Regions from separate parts of the Homo sapiens genome. Here region 1 is linked to region 2. The links are chromatin contacts, found by Hi-C or POLR2A ChIA-PET in ENCODE. All regions are on one chromosome and are shown on one strand. The core of a region is the stretch at or near the end of the contact, and the rest is flanking DNA. Distances in the headings are between cores, read along the strand shown. Region 1 holds the start of GALNT9 (polypeptide N-acetylgalactosaminyltransferase 9). Region 2 holds the start of GALNT9-AS1 (GALNT9 antisense RNA 1).

Evidence for each region. A loop is a pair of places that touch in the nucleus more often than their neighbours do. ChIA-PET counts read pairs that join two places held with the same protein, here RNA polymerase II (POLR2A). Pooled maps may share reads with other maps.
Region 1: a loop to region 2 is called in a map of thyroid gland, with 1.9 times the contacts of the local background. The contact joins the promoter of GALNT9 here to the promoter of GALNT9-AS1 in region 2. A Hi-C loop is called at or near these places in 10 of 168 maps with a recorded cell type or tissue (MCF 10A, PC-3, PC-9 and 7 more) and 3 of 50 pooled maps. POLR2A ChIA-PET finds 5 or more read pairs at or near these places in 2 of 52 experiments (MCF 10A and PC-9).

The regions. Positions count from the first base shown.
Region 1 is chr12:132,328,270-132,330,969 of GRCh38, reverse strand. GALNT9 (polypeptide N-acetylgalactosaminyltransferase 9) reads left to right here and starts at 1,381. Exons shown (of 11, transcript NM_001122636.2): 1 at 1,381-2,004. The coding sequence starts at 1,767. LOC101928416 (a long non-coding RNA gene) reads right to left here and starts at 1,120. Exons shown (of 2, transcript NR_120467.1): 1 at 762-1,120.
Region 2 is chr12:132,273,973-132,276,672 of GRCh38, reverse strand. GALNT9-AS1 (GALNT9 antisense RNA 1) reads right to left here and starts at 1,282. Exons shown (of 4, transcript NR_024563.1): 1 at 837-1,282; 2 at 143-442. The region is part of intron 2 of GALNT9 (polypeptide N-acetylgalactosaminyltransferase 9); the gene reads left to right. RefSeq lists enhancers at 318-1,094, 1,904-2,700.

The DNA of each region.
Region 1 (2,700 bases), core at 132-2,631, 54 kb before region 2:
ACACAGACACTCGTACACAGATACACAGACAAATGCACACATGGACACACAAACACAGACACATAGATGCACACAGATATAGAGACACATGCACACATGAACAAACAGAGATGAACACAGAGATATGCACACATGTGAACACACACACAGACATACATAGACACATACACAAATACACACAGGCACAGACAGACACATGCACACGCATGAACACACACAGAGACAATGCACACAGACACAGGCACATGCACACACAGATACATGCACACACGGGCACACAGACATGCACACAGAAACACGTGGACACATGCACATGCATGCGTGCTGACAACACAGACATGCACATATGCAGATACACAGGCACACAGAGGCAAATGCATGCACACTCATGCACACACACGGACACACACACAGCCAAGAGCTGTGAAGCCCCTTGCCTTACTCATCTCTGTATGGAGAGCCAAGCACAGCCATGCTCTTAATAAATGCTCCGTCATTTATTCACTCATCCCGCAAATGTTTACTGAACACCAGCTATGTGTCCAATCTCTGGGAACACAGGGGTGAACCCTGCCTTTGGGTGAAACTCCTGCCTCTTGGGTGCTTGCATTCTGCCAGTGGAAGTTGGGCCCCTGTGCTGCGCGGCTTGGCTGACATCTCCCCTGGCTTCCAGGGTCTCCTCCACAAAACGCCAGTGTGGGGCCAGATCAGAGCCTGGGCTGGGGGTGGGGGCAGCCGGGGTTTGCGGCCTCGGGTCTTACCTGCGAGCCTGGCTCAGGGACGGGGCCTTCTCCCTCCTGGTGGCTCCAGGGCCCCCTGCTGTTCCCGGAGGTCCGGCTGCATCCCAAGCCCCAACCCCCCCATACCCGTCCCGGGACTCAGCTTCCCCAGTCCTCAGCCCTGGACGGGGGAGAGGGAGGGAGGCCGGGAGCTCGGCTTGGGGAGGGGTGGGCAGGAGACTACCAGAGTGGCCCTGACCCGGGTCCTGCCCCGGCCGCCCCCTCCCCCATTCACTCCCGGCGACACCGCCCTGGCCAGGCATTCCCGGAGGCCCCGCTGCCCTCGGGTCAAGCTTGGGGTCGATTCGGACCGTGCTGGCCGTTGGGGGCCCCGGGCGTCTGGCGGGTCCTGGGGAGGGAGGGTCCGCGCCTGCCCCGCCCCCGCTCCCCGCGCCCGCGCGCCCTTGGCCCAGGCTACCCCGCGCGCCCCGCCCCCCGTCCCCCGCCCCCCGGACCTGCTGTCCTGGGGTCCCCGGGGGGGCGCGGTGGGGGGGGCGGGGCAGGCGCGCGGGGCGGTCCCGGGGGGCGGCCTTGAGGGGTGGGGGAGGCGGGGCGGGGCGGTCCTGGGGCCGCGGTTGCAGATGAGGTGAGGTGAGGCCGCGTCACTCTGCACCGGCGCGGTGGCTGCGGGGCGGGCAGGACAGGAGCCGGCACAGACACCGAGCGCCGCCCGCCCGCGCCTTCCCCGCCGCCCCCCGGCGCCCCCGGCCCCCCTCACCGCTCCCCGGGGCGGGGCCGCGCCCTCTGAGCGGGGGATGCCGGCCGCGCCCCGCGACCCCAGCCCCGGGCAGCCCTCTGCGCTCTGGGGGACCCCCGGCGGCCGTGGCCCGGCGCGCTGAGCTGGTGCTGAAGGGACAGCTCCGGCCGAGCCCCGCAGCCCCCGCAGCCCCGGGCGGCTCATGGTCCCCGAAGCCGAAGCTGAAGCCCAGGCCCGGGCGGGGATGCTGGGGATGCCCCGCGGGTGAGGCCCCCGCTGCAGCCGTGTTCATGGCGGTGGCCAGGAAGATCCGAACTTTGCTGACGGTGAACATCCTGGTGTTCGTGGGCATCGTCCTGTTCTCCGTGTACTGCCGCCTGCAGGGCCGCTCCCAGGAGCTCGTGCGCATCGTGAGCGGCGACCGCCGGGTGCGCAGCCGACACGCCAAGGTGGGCACGCTGGGGGACCGTGAGGCCATCCTGCAGCGCCTGGACCACCTGGAGGAGGTGGTCTACAACCAGCTCAACGGTGAGCGGGGGCGCCGGGGCGGAGTGGGGGCAGCCCTGCCCGGGACAGTGGCCACCCCGGGCGCGATGGGTCAGGCCGGCCTCGGGTGCGCGCCCCTCTGCGCCCCTGTGGGAGGGAATATACAGGAGAGAGGAGAGGGAAGGGCCGCGGAAGCCCCTTCAGCAGCGGGCAGCAACCTGGGTTCCCCCCGCACCGGGCACCCACCCCTCCAGTGGAGACTTGAGGAATCCCCCTGCCCCCACAATGACGCAAACTTGCTCTCCGAGGGAACTTCTGCAGAGGATCTTTGGAGCTGCTCTAGAAGCAGGCAGTGCCTAGGTCCAGGAGTGTGGGGTGGGGGGCTGGCTTGGCGCTCCAGGAGTGGGGGCCGTCAGGTTTAGGCTGCGCCGACCCCTCCACTCTTGAAGGTGGGGAAAGAGGAGGGTGGGGACGCCACACTTGGGAGGCTGCTGGTGCAGTGTCCTTTGCCCCTGAGGTTCGAAGGCACCCCAAATGCTTCGACCACTGGGCTAGGCGGCCCCCTGTCCTGGGGGTGCCCGAGGCCGCGTTAGAAAGTTGTTATGGGAGAAGCTTGAAGCTGAGACCTGAGACTCCTGGGAGGATGGAGTTGAGGATCATGCAGGGCTTGGCAGGACTCATTACCCAGGGGGGCCCAAGTTGTGGCACCTGGGAGCCCCAGAATCCATGAAAGCCTCC
Region 2 (2,700 bases), core at 33-2,532:
AAAATGAATGACCTTATCCGAGAAGCCGTCCTACATCCCAGCACAGTAACATGCCCCTGCTCTGTGTTTGCGGACTCCTCATGCATATTAATTGTTTAAGCCTGAGCAGCCTGGCTGTCAGCTCTAATAGATGCAGATTTACCGGATGGCACTTTGAGGAGCTGGGAGCAGGTACCTCAGCCCAGTCCAGATTCCTGATGAAGCTGCTCTGTCTAAAGCCTTCTGCGTCTCGGGTCTGGGATGGGAAGGGAGTAGACGTGGACGGTGAGGATGGGAGAAGCCAGGTACCATCGTGGAGATAGGCGGCGAGCCATGTGGCTTTTCTGCAGGAACAGCTACCAGGTTTCTTTCCTCATCAAGGTTGGGAGCTGCGGCCGGTTCCCCAGCTGACATCTTCCCGTTTCACACGTGCCCGGCTCTGTCCAGGCCTGGGGTCTGTGCCCTGGGAAGGAAATGTCTCAGGGGGAGTGGGACCCTTGGGTGAGCACCAGGGGAATGCACTCCCACTGGGTGGTCTTTGCCTTTGAAGCAGCTCTCCCGGCCTCTCCGGGCACAACTTTAAGCAAGCTTGTCCTTGGTTCATGGAAGCCAACCGGAAAGCTGAGGTTCCTGCCCTGTGGCTTCCTGCTGCAATGTGGATTCACTGGGACCTGCGGGGCAGAGCCGGCTCGATGCCAGGCAGCCCTGGACTCTCTAAGCAGAAAGAGCCTTCTCAGGCCTGGGATCCAGCTCCCCCTTCTCCCACTGTGCGGGTGGCCTGGGATCCAGCTCCCACACACACACCTGGGCACACACACATGCACACGCAGCATCTCACCCACAGACCCAGCACACACCTGGAGACAGATGGACCTCAGACGGACCCCGGCGGCCCAGCCGAGGCGCTCGTGTCACCCATGGCTCCTGTTCATAAGGCGAAGGGCACGCGCCGATCGCAGACGATCACTTCCACACAGACTTGCATTATGTGGGTTTCATTTGCACGAAATCCACCTGGGCTGGACCAGGACTCCTTCAACAGCAAGTGACAGAAAATCCATCTCAAATTGGCTTAAGCTAGAAAGAGAGGCAGTGGGGAGAGAGACAGAGAAGGAGGGAGGGAGGGAAGTGTCCCTGCAATGACAAAGCCTGAGGAAGCCCTGGCGTTGGCCAGGAGGATTCACGGCTCAGGCGATATCATCGGGCCAGCGTCTTGCCAGCTCTCCGTGCTCCTCTTGGTCTTGCTGGCTTAGCCTGAGCCTCCACTGTCTGCAAGAGGCTGCAGCCACTCCAGCCTCACGTCCTGTCTCCCGGAGCCCAGCCAACCTCTCCTGGCTCTGATTGGGCCGTGTGTCTCTCCCTGAGCCTATTGCCATGCTGATTGGCTCAGCCTGGTCCTGTGCCCTCCCCTTCATCCAGGGCTGGAACTCCACCCAGCTACTTAGGGAGTTCCTGCCGGGCTGAGCCCCATGTTTTATGGGAAGGAGGAGGGAAGCGGCTGAGCAGGGCAAGAGCGAAAGTCCACTGCCTGGCAAGGACAGCCTAGACACGGGGGAAAGAAGGGACATGGAGGGGCTGAGCCCTGTCACACGTCATGCCCTGCATGCCGGGCTGGACATGGAGAAGCTGAGCGTGCAGTCTGGAGCTGAGGCTGGGAAGCCCTGATACATGGCTTAGAAGTGAGTTGGTGACAACTGGACGGTTCCCCAGCAGGGGCAAGCACCAGAGTGATGGGAACAGCCCCTGCTGCCAGGAGCCCACGGGGGGAGTGTGCACGTGTGTGCGTGTGTGTGGTGTATCCTGTGTGCACGTGGTATGTTCATAGATGTGTAGTGTCTGTGCATGTGTGCGTGTGTGTGGGGTATGTTCTTGTGTGTGGCATATGTTCATGTGTGCGTGTGTGTGGTGTCTGCTTATGTGTGCATGTGTGTGTGGTGCTGTAGCTTCTAATTCAGCCCAAGCCACAACTTAGACTTTTAATGTTACGTTCAAACAAAACCATTTGGAGACTCACCCACAGCTCTGAGGCTTTGGACGACGCCCGCTCATCACCTGCCTTCCCCTCTGCTGAGTGCAATGAATTCAAGCTCCATAAAGGCCACACATGGAGCCCTGTGTGCGTCTACAGTTCTGGGTCCCGAGATGAGGCGGTGAAACAGCAAACCCACACCCAGAACCCCTGCCCCAGGAGCCCCAGCCAGCAGGAGAGCAGGGCAGGGGTGCAAAGAGCAAGCCGGGGGTGGGGGTGGGAGAGGCAGAGCAGCAGGCTGGAGGCCGGGGCTCTGGTGGGATTTTACGTTGAGCACGGGGTGAGCCTCTTGAAGGGTGAGGGCGTGTGTGGCCATCCAGGTGGGGGTGGGGAGCGCAAAGGCCCTGGGGCAGGAGCAGGCCTGGAGCGCAGGCCACAGAGCCAGGGGCCGGGCGCAGGTGAGTGAGCCAAAGGGAACCAAGAGGGGATGGTGGAGGGAGCGGCCTGGCTGAGCAACCCGGGGCTTTGACCTTCTCAGGGGCAATGGGAAGCCTGGAATTGCATGGGCTGGTGTGGAGGTCACCGTGACCTTGCCAGGCCTGGGGGTGCAGCCGCAGTGCCCAGGGAGGTGAGAAGGGGCTGGCCAGGCTGCCTGTTGTGAAGAGCGGAGAAGTATGAGAGAGATGTGGAGCAGGGCGTCTGGCTTTTCTCTGACCTGCGATGGGCTGGTGGGAGCAGGAGCGAGCTGGCCT